Linked DNA regions of Homo sapiens: region 2 is linked to region 1. Evidence: read pairs that join two places in POLR2A ChIA-PET (ENCODE). Cell type or tissue: PC-9. All regions are shown on one strand. Links, peaks and the distances in the headings refer to the core of each region. The heading gives the core; the rest is flanking DNA. Region 1 overlaps ATF7IP2 (activating transcription factor 7 interacting protein 2). Region 2 holds the start of LINC02177 (long intergenic non-protein coding RNA 2177).

Region 1 (5,384 bases), core at 304-5,303:
GCATTCCCTTTGAATACTGGCACAAGACAGGGATGCCCTCTCTCACCGCTCCTATTCAACATAGTGTTGGAAGTTCTGGCCAGGGCAATTAGGCAGGAGAAGGAAATAAAGGGTATTCAATTAGGAAAAGAGGAAGTCAAATTGTCCCTGTTTGCAGACGACATGATTGTATATCTAGAAAACCCCATTGTCTCAGCCCAAAATCTCCTTAAGCTGATTGATAGGCAACTTCAGCAAAGTCTCAGGATACAAAATCAATGTACAAAAATCACAAGCATACTTATACACCAATAACAGACAAACAGAGAGCCAAATCATGAGTGAACTCCCATTCGCAATTGCTTCAAAGAGAATAAAATACCTAGGAATCCAACTTACAAGGGATGTGAAGGACCTCTTCAAGGAGAACTACAAACCACTGCTCAATGAAATAAAAGAGGATACAAACAAATGGAAGAACATTCCATGCTCATGGGTAGGAAGAATCAATATCATGAAAATGGACATACTGCCCAAGGTAATTTATAGATTCAATGCCATCCCCATCAAGCTACCAATGACTTTCTTCACAGAATTGGAAAAAACTACTTTAAAGTTCATATGGAACCAAAAAAGAGCCCGCATCGCCAAGTCAATCCTAAGCCAAAAGAACAAAGCTGGAGGCATCACACTACCTGACTTCAAACTATACTACAAGGCTACAGTAACCAAAACAGCATGGTACTGGTACCAAAACAGAGATATAGATCAATGGAACAGAACAGAGCCCTCAGAAATAACGCCACATATCTACAACTATCTGATCTTTGACAAACTTGAGAAACACAAGCAATGGGGAAAGGATTCCCTATTTAATAAATGGTGCTGGGAAAACTGGCTAGCCATATGTGGAAAGCTGAAACTGGATCCCTTCCTTACACCTTATACAAAAATTTATTCAAGATGGATTAAAGACTTAAACGTTAGACCTAAAACCATAAAAACCCTAGAAGAAAACCTAGGCATGACCATTCAGGACATAGGCATGGGCAAGGACTTCATGTCTAAAACACCAAAAGCAATGGCAACAAAAGCCAAAATTGACAAATGGGATCTACTTAAACTAAAGAGCTCCTGCACAGCAAAAGAAACTACCATCAGAGTGAACAGGCAACCTACAAAATGGGAGAAAATTTTCGCAATCTACTCATCTGACAAAGGGCTAATATTCAGAATCTACAATGAACTCAAACAAATTCACAAGAAAAAAACAACCCCATCAAAAAGTAGGCGAAGGACATGAACAGACACTTCTCAAAGGAAGACATTTATGCAGCCAAAAAACACATGAAAAAATGCTCACCATCACTGGCCATCAGAGGAATGCAAATCAAAACCACAATGAGATACCATCTCACACCAGTTAGAATGGCAATCATTAAAAAGTCAGGAAACAACAGGTGCTGGAGAGGATGTGGAGAAATAGGAACACTTTTACACTGTTGGTGGGACTGTAAACTAGTTCAACCCTTGTGGAAGTCAGTGTGGCAATTCCTCAGGGATCTAGAACTAGAAATACCATTTGACCCAGCCATCCCATTACTGGGTATATACCCAAAGGACTATAAATCATGCTGCTATAAAGACACATGCACACGTATGTTTATTGCGGCACTATTCACAATAGCAAAGACTTGGAACCAACCCAAATGTCCAACAATGATAGACTGGATTAAGAAAATGTGGCACATATACACCATGGAATACTATGCAGCCATAAAAAATGATGAGTTCATGTCCGTTGTAGGGACATGGATGAAATTGGAAATCATCATACTCAGTAAACTATCGCAAGAACAAAAAACCAAACACCACATATTCTCACTCATAGGTGGGAATTGAACAATGAGAACACATGGACACAGGAAGGGGAACATCACACACTGGGGCCTGTTGTAGGGTAGGGGGAGTGGGGAGGGATAGCATTAGGAGATATACCTAATGCTAAATGACGAGTTAATGGGTGCAGCACACCAGCATGGCACATGTATACATATGTAACTAACCTGCACATTGTGCACATGTACCCTAAAACTTAAAGTATAATAATAATTAAAAAAAAAAAGTGGGCAAAGGACATGAGCAGACATTTCTCAAAAGAAGACGTACATTTGGCCAACAAACATGAAAAAAAGCTCAACATCACTGATCATCAGAGGAATGCAAATCAAAACCACAATGAGATACCATCTCATGCCTGTCAGAATGGCGATTATTAAAGTCAGAAAACAACAGATGCTGGCGAGGATGTGGAGAAATAGGAATGCGTTTACACTGTTGGTAGGAATGTAAATTAGTTCCACCATTGTAGAAAACAGTCTGGTGATTTCTCAGTGATTTAGAACTGGAAATACTTTTTTTTTTTTTTTTTTTTTTTTTTTTTTTTTTTTTTTTTTTGAGACAGTCTTGTTCTGCCCTCTGTCACCCAGGCTAGAATGCAGTGGCTTGATCTTGGCTCACTTCAACCTCCACCTCCCGGGTTTAAGCAATTCTCTGTCTCAGCCTCCCGAGTAGCTGGGACTACAGGCACGCGCCACCACACCCAGCTAATTTTGTATTTTTAGTAGAGACAGCATTCTACCATGTTGCCCAGGCTGATCTGGAACTCCTGACCTCAAGTCATCTGCGTCCTAAAGTGCTGGGATGACAGATGTGAGCCACTATGCACAGCCTCCCCAGTTGTTTTCAATCCATTCTTTTGCCTACTTGTACCTTCTTTCCCTCCCACCCATCCACATTTTTCGTGTTCCCTTCCTTTCTTCTTCTCACCATCTATTTTCCTTTCTGTTTCTCCTCCTTCCCCTCTTCTTTTCCCCACTCCACATTTTATGCCTAATTCCTTCCAGAGGAGCACAGACCTCATTAGTTGAGATTTCTTTAACCCCAACCCACATGATTTTTAGTTTGAATTCCTAAAACTTGGCTATAGATTATAAATGGCTCTGTGTTTGTAGACATCTTTGTTGGCCTAACGAGAAAATTTGCCTCTAAGATCATTTATCAGAGATCTCTGTCCCATGTGTAAACCTATCTAGTTGCCAGTTACACAATGTCTAAAGTGTTTACCTTAAGGGGAATTTTTGTCACCTTAAAAATTTTCTATATTTGGTACCTCTGTATCTTGAACTTTAATTAAAAGTGTATCTTCATAATTCACAGTTTTATAATTTTAATTCACATTTAATTACCACCAAAGATGTAAACTATAGCTTAAAGGCTATGGAATTGATTATTGCAGATAAGATTTACTTCTTAAACCTTGTGTTGTTCACAGAAAGTCCAGTATCCCCCCTGGAGTCACATTCGAAAGCTGCTTCAAACTCAAAGGAAACAACCCCATTGGCACAAAATGCAGTCCAGGTACTGAATCAAAGTGCTCTGTAAGGGATATTTATTCCAAATTGAGTGGGAAGTAGCTATGTTACTCTTGAAGAAACATTTGGGTCACATTTCAGCTTAGACAACAATTTAGTGTGCTGTTGTTAATCTACTTATTTATACAATTAAAATTATTCAGTTGAGTTTTACAGAAGCTACAGAAATTAAAACAAATACTTTTTTTATTGAACAAATTGGAAAAGAAGCAATAGCCATTGTTGATGAGGATGGGAGGAAAAGGGTGTTCTCATATACTGTCACTTTTTGAGACCGAATCTTGCCCTGTTGCCCAGGCTATAGTGCGGTGGCATGATCTCGGCTCACTGCAACCTCCACCTCCTGGGTTCAAGTGAGTCCCCTGCCTCAGCCTCCCGAGTAGCTGGGATTTCCCGAGTAGCTGGGATTTCCCGAGTAGCTGGGATTTCCCGAGTAGCTGGGATTACAGGCACGCACCACCACGCACAGCTAATTTTTGTATTTTTAGTAGAGACAGGATTTTGCCATGTTGGCCAGGCTGGTCTCAAACTCCTGACCTCAGGTGAGGCAATGCACCCAGCCATGCTGACACTTTTCATGTAAATTAGTATAGTGTTTGAGAGCGCAATTTGGAAATGAGATGGAATATTTATCCCACATGTCTGGAACCTAACCCATTCTGGATTATTGATATTCCAGGATATAGAAATCTTAAATCCAAAAGAGGATTCTGCTTAAAGGACTGGATCCAGCCTCACATATTACTGAAATATCCTTTTATTATTTTGATAAATGGATTGAAGAATGAGAAATATATATTTCTACAACTGCAATTGACCACTTTAAAAGCTATATTTTCTTACAATTGTGTTTTTAGGTTCCTGAGTCCTTTGAGCACCTGCCACCTCTCCCAGAACCACCAGCACCACTACCTGAATTAGTAGACAAAACCCGAGACACACTTCCTCCCCAGAAGCCTGAGCTCAAAGTGAAACGGGTTTTCAGACCCAATGGCATTGCCCTGACTTGGAATATAACCAAAATCAATCCCAAGTGTGCTCCTGTAGAAAGCTACCACCTCTTCCTGTGTCATGAGAACTCTAATAATAAGTTGATTTGGAAGAAGATTGGAGAAATTAAAGCTTTACCACTCCCCATGGCCTGTACTTTATCTCAGTTTTTAGCTTCCAACAGATACTATTTTACTGTCCAATCAAAAGATATTTTTGGACGATATGGACCATTCTGTGATATAAAATCTATCCCTGGGTTTTCTGAAAATCTTACGTAAAAGGTGTTTAATAATGATATACTACTTTTTTTTTCATATTTGTTTGTTTGCAATGTTACTGTAATACTATTTGCCATTGTAAAAGGCCAGCTCAGATTGTGAGCCCTTTCTATTGGGACAGTCCTCTTCTATATGTTTTAAGTGGCCAGTAATTTAATGAATTTCTGGTTTGTATTAAATATGTCCTTCCAATGGATAAGTTCTAAAACATACGCTATCATTGGCCCATGTTGCTGAGGTGCATTGTGAACAATACCTTTAGTGACTGTGGAACTGCTGCTTCTATCAGAAGACCTAGGATACAAGCAGCCACTGTTTCCTCCGTTAACAATCAGCTTTTAGTAACCTGCTGTGGTCAGCATAGCTACAGGAAAAGTCAGCCCTTGACTGAGGGCCAGATCATCCCTGGAGTGCACCTCTACTAAGATTTTATGAAAAGATGACATGTTGGGCTGCATGATAAAAGTTAATTATAAAAATTAAAAGATTTTTTTTTTTGAGATGGAATATTGCTCTGTTGCCCAGGCTGGAGTACAGTGGTCACTGCAACCTCCATCTCCCTGGTTCAAGCAATTCTCCTATGTCAGCCTCCCAAGTAGCTGGGACTATAGTCACTTGCCACCATGCCCGGCTAATTTATTTTTAGTAGAGATGAGGTTTCACCTTGTTGGTCAGGCTGGTCTCAAACTCCTGACCTCAG
Region 2 (5,384 bases), core at 240-5,239, 1.1 Mb before region 1:
GGGCAGAGGCACCCACTTCCCAGACAGGGCAGCTGGGCAGAGGCGCTCCCCACCTCCCAGACGAAGGGCGGCTGGGCAGAGGTGCTCCTCACCTCCCAGATGGGGCGGCCGGGCAGAGGCACCCACTTCCCAGACAGGGCAGCTGGGCAGAGGCACTCCCCACCTCCCAGACGAAGGGCGGCCGGGCAGAGGCACCCCTCACTTCCCAGTCGGGGCGGCCCGGCAGAGGCGCCCCTCACCTCCCAGATGGGGCGGCCGGGCAGAGGCGCCCCTCACCTCCCAGACGGGGTGGCCAGGCAGAGGCGCCCCTCACCTCCCAGGGGGAGTGGCTGGGCAGAGGCGCCCCTCGCCTCCCAGACAGGGCAGCAACACAATGGCTCTTGTAGAGTTTTAGAAGTACTGCCTTGGTCATCTTGGGTAAGATCTGAGAGAATTCCTTGGATTACCAGGAAGAGACTCTTGTTCCTTTCCTTTACTTTCCCCCCAAACAAACAGGGTCTCTCTCTGCTGAGCTGTCTGGAGCTGGGAGAGGGGTGACACAAGCACTCCTGTGACCACCACCACTGGGGCTGTGCTGGGTCATACCTGAAAACAACATAGCACTGGGTCTCACCCAAGGTCTGTGGTGACTACTGCCTGGCTACTGCTGATGTTCACTCAAGGCCCAAGGGCTTTTCAGTCAGCAGGTGGTGAGTCCAGCCAGGCCTGTGTCCTTTCTTTTAGGGAGGTGAGCTCCTCTGCTGGCCCACAGCAGGTCCAGGAATGCTGTCCAGGAGCCAGGGCTTGGAGTTGGGAACCTTAGGAATCTACCTGGTGCTTTATTCCACTGTGGCTGAGCTGGCACCCAGGCCATAAGATAAAGCCCTTCCCACTCTTCCCTCTTCTTTCCTTAAGCAGAAGGACTCCCCTTGGCCACCACTGCCCCAGGCTCCTGGTGAGTACTGCCTGACTACCACCATTGTTCAATCAAGGCCCAAGGGCCCTTCAGTCAGCTTGTGGTGAATGCTGTCAGGCCTAGGTCTCTCCTTTCAGGACAGTGGGCTCCTCCCTGGCCTAGGGCCAGGTCCAGAAATGCCATCAAAGACAAAGCCTGGAAATGGGGACTCCAATAGCTTGCTTGGTGTTCTACCACACCGTGGCCACGCTGGTGCCCAAGTTACAAGACCAAGTCCCCTTTATTCTCTCTTCTCCTTTGCTCAAGCAGAAGGAGTCTCTACCCATGGCCACCAAAGCTGGGAATGTGGTGAGTCACACCTGAAGCCAGCATGGCCCTGGATCGCATCCAAGTCCCGTGGCAAGTACCTGGCTTGCCTGGCTACCGTTGCTGATTATGCCGGGGCCATGGGCCCTTTAGTCAGCAGGTGATGAATCCTGTTAGGATTGTATCCTTCCCTTCAAGGCAGCAGGTTCCCTTCTGGCCCAGGGTGTGTCTAGAAATGTTGTCTAGGAGCTAGGGCCTAAAATAGGGGCCTCAGGACTCTGCCCAGTGTCCTATCCTACTGTGGCTGAGCTGGTATTCAAGTTGAAAGACAAGGTCCTAAAATAGGGGCCTCAGGACTCTGCCCAGTGTCCTGTCCTACTGTGGCTGAGCTGGTGTTGAAGTTGTAAGACACGGTCCTCTTTGTCTCCCAGCTGGTATCTCACTAGGTCACATATACCCCAAGTGCACTGGCTCTGAGCCCAGCATAGCACCAGGACTTGCCCAGGAATTGCAGTCCTTGTGGCCTGGACTTCCTTTCAAGTCTGTGTAGGAACCTAGAGCCCTTTAGCCAGCAGTAGTGGGGCTAGCTGGAACTGAAGTCCTGGCTGCTGTGATGGACAATGTGTCTCTGGCTAGGGTTGATCTAAATCCTTCCTCTGGGGGCACTGGCTGAGTTCTGCCCTGTGTTGCTCTTCATGGTGACAGGACAGCACTGAGTTCCAATGCACAGCCCCACAATCACTGCACTCTGTCTTCCCCAAACACACAAATCTTCTCTCCACACCACAGTGCAGCTGCTGGGGGTTGGGAGAGGAGTGGTGTAAGCAATTTGAGAATGTCTTTTCTACCCTCTTCAGTGTCTCTTTCCTTAATATGATGTGAAAACCAGGTATTGTGATAGCTCCCTTGTTTTTGGTTTTAATGAAGATGCTTTCTTGTGTGGATAATTGTTCAATTTGGTGTTTCATTGGGAGGTTGGAGGGTGGGGAATGGTCACTGGGGACTTCTATTTGTCCATATTGCTCCCTGGAGCACATTTTTACATGATGGTCATTACTGGAAAAATGTAATATGGCAGCCCACCTCCAGTAGTGCTATTTTTATAAAAGTGAAAAAATAGAGCTGAACTTCAAAATTTGAAAATTGAGTGCCAGGAGATTATGTAGTCTGGAAGATAATTCTGTTGCCTGAAGAAGATAATTCTTGCCTGGCAAGAGAGAAAAAGGGAGCTTAGAATTCATGCAAAGTGTGCTGCAAAGCTCTGGACAGTTTTAAAAAGTCACCCGTTTTATTAGCATCCACAAAAAGTCTTGAACCTGGCCACCCACAGCACTTTAAAAAAATGTTAAGTTGGGTATTTTTTTTCTCCAGGACAAATATATTTATAATTTTATAAGAAAGTCAATGAAGAAGTTAGATTTTCTTTTCATATCACTTTCCTGAAATATATCTACTTGCAAAGGCAACGAGATGCCTGTTTTGGAGATGAATAAAAATCAGTTACTCCAAAGTCAAAATGACTGAAATTGTCTAAAGTAGTGTCTTTTGCTCGTCACTTCTTCTCCAAGCTGTTCTGGAGACCCCGTGTGGGTACCAGGGCAGACTTCAAGGAGACATCCCATTGTGAACATGAAGGAAACATCTGGTTGCGTTTGGAGATCAACTACTAAAAATTCCTCCATATGTCAAGGCCAGTCACCTGCCCTGGAAACTCATCAGACTTCTCTTCAATAACACACCAACTTGAAGCGTGCACTTGACAACTCCTGAAATTCTACTACTGGTGCAAGAAATAAGAACCAGAAGGAAACTGAGACCTTCATCTCTGGTGTCTCTGGGTAGATAGGATGCAGTTCTGAAAATCAGATATTTGGTCTCAGGTGTTGCTCTATGTTTCTCATAGCTCCCTTTTTAGAGTTCAAGTAGAGTTTGATGATATTACTGTGAGCTAAAGAGCCTCATTGGGTTTTTGGCATCATCTTCAGCTACAATTCCACTGTCCAGTGGCTGCTAACTATTTGGGTACTGTACATAACAACTTAGACACACCATCACATTTAAATGCACATTACCCCAAAGGATTAGGTGCTGGTGTTACTTTCGCAATACAGATGAGAGAACTGAGGCACTAAGAGATTAAAACAAATCCTCCATTTCCTCTGTGAATTACTGGTGCAGTTGGAATTAGCACTAATTTGTTTGACTTTAGGGTGTGCACTGTTTTTTAAAAACAAGAATAGTAACTTTATCTTTTTTTGTAAAAGTGATACATGTGTATTACAGAAAATTCAAGCCACCAAAGGAGGACACAGAAGAATGGAAAATAATCTACCTTATTTCACGCTCTCCAGAAAGCCATACTTAATATTTAGTGACTATCATTCAGGACATCTTTCTATACATATATGCAGACATAAGAACAGAGAGGTCAGGGCAAAAATAGATGGGAATTATTTTAAAAACTGCATGCATACTCTTCATATTATTATTAATAAAATAATTAATTTAAATTTTGCCTGGAGAAAATTAAATGGTAATAAAATTTGAAGAAACTGTTAAAGTTTAGATAACAACGTATTTACCATAACTGCTGCTCATTCTAAAGTTATTCCTTTAAAGTTGAGGGAAAAATTATGAAATCATTTAGAGGCTAGAATCTGTTTTTTAGTAATTTGTTTCAAAGTTTAGCCTTCACTTGATTTTCTTTTCTATAAAATTTGAAGAAATTATGTGTTCACATTTCTTTTGTCTATCATTCTCAACTGGGACTTGGTTCTGTAACCAGAATTCTCATGGTTATTTAGTCTCAATTTTTTATTTAAATGACTCAATGCTTTCCCCAGGCTTGTCCTGTGTGGAATTCTTTTGATTCATTCTTATTTCAGCACATTTCATTGTCAAGTATTTTCTTCAAGATGAGGTCAGGAGTAGTGTTATCCTCTGAGTTCTTGCCTGCTTGAGGTTTTGTGTGTGACTTTTTAAAACAGTATTTTATTGAAATGTAATTTTAGTACATAGAATGCACAAGTACAATGTGCATAACTTTTTTTGGTTGTGGGGGGAGCTTTTGTCAAACTGCTTTATTGAGATACAGTTGACATAAAATAAACATATATTTAAAGTGTACCATGTGATAAATTTTGCTGTATGTTTACACCAAAAGTCATAACTGCATGAAGACAGTGAACATATCCATCACCCTCAAAGGCCGCCTTGTACCCCTGGTAATTCCTCTTTTTCATTTTCTCAGTTCCCCTCTTTCCTGGCAACTACTAATTTATTTTCTGTCACTTTAGGTTATTTTAAAATTTCTAGAGTTTTATATAAACGGAATCAGAGGGTCAGTATTCCATTTTTTTCTGTCTTCTTTCATTCAGCATAATTATTTTGAGATTCACCCATACTGCAGTATGTATTGATAGTTAATTCCTTTTTATCGCTGAGTAGTATTCCATTGTAATGGATGTACCAGCGTTTGTTTATTGGTTTACCTGCCGATGACATCTACACTGTTTATAATTTTGGGCTATTACAAATAAAACTGCTACTAATATTTGTGTGCAAGCTTTGTATTGACATGCTTCATTTGTTTTGGTTAAATACCAAGGTGTGCAATGGCTGAATCATTGGTGATTGATTTTTAGAGAAACTGACAAACTGCTTTTCAAAGTTGTAGCATTTTAAACTCCTACCAGTGGTGTATGAAAGTTTGTTTCTCTACATTTCTTGCAAATCCTTGGTATTGTCAGGCTCTTTAACATTAGCTATTCTAATAGAAGTATAGTGGTATCTCATGGTTTTAATCTGCATTTCCCTAATGAGTAAAGATATTGGGCATCTTTTCATGTGCTTATATGCATTTGTGGTATCTTCTTTATTGGTGTCTGTTTAAATGTTGATATGGTTACGCTTTGTCTTCCCACCCAGATTTAATCTTGAATTGTAATCCCCATAATCCCCATAATCCTTAATTGTCAAGAGAGAGACCAGGTGGAGGTAATTGAATCATGGGGGCAGTTTCCCCCATGCTCTTCTCTCGAAAGTGAGTGAGTCTCACAAGATCTGATGGTTTTATAAGGGGTTCCTCCCCCTTGGCTCAGCACTTACCCTTCCTGCCGCCCTGTGAAGAGGTGCCTTCCACCATGATTGTAACTTTCCTGAGGACTCCCAAGCCATGCAGAAC

The links. ChIA-PET counts read pairs that join two places held together with the same protein. Peaks named below come from ENCODE experiments on the same cell type or tissue, not always from the same donor. Only the 100,000 strongest peaks of a DNase experiment are listed, where the experiment ranks them.
Region 2: POLR2A ChIA-PET joins it to region 1 with 15 read pairs; 2 of 35 experiments call an interaction of 5 or more read pairs at or near these places.

Annotation. Positions count from the first base shown.
Region 1 is chr16:10,477,566-10,482,949 of GRCh38, forward strand. It overlaps ATF7IP2 (activating transcription factor 7 interacting protein 2), which reads left to right. Exons shown (of 14, transcript NM_001393719.1): 13 at 3,314-3,399; 14 at 4,271-5,384. The coding sequence ends at 4,684. Among named protein-coding and RNA genes, the nearest start is that of LINC01290, 48 kb to the right of the region's middle. In PC-9, for the core only: no CTCF peak of the experiment used is centred there; a DNase peak (open chromatin) is centred at 2,336.
Region 2 is chr16:9,350,396-9,355,779 of GRCh38, forward strand. LINC02177 (long intergenic non-protein coding RNA 2177) reads left to right here and starts at 5,193. Exons shown (of 3, transcript NR_135195.1): 1 at 5,193-5,384. In PC-9, for the core only: no CTCF peak of the experiment used is centred there; no DNase peak of the experiment used is centred there; H3K27me3 peaks cover 1,121 bases.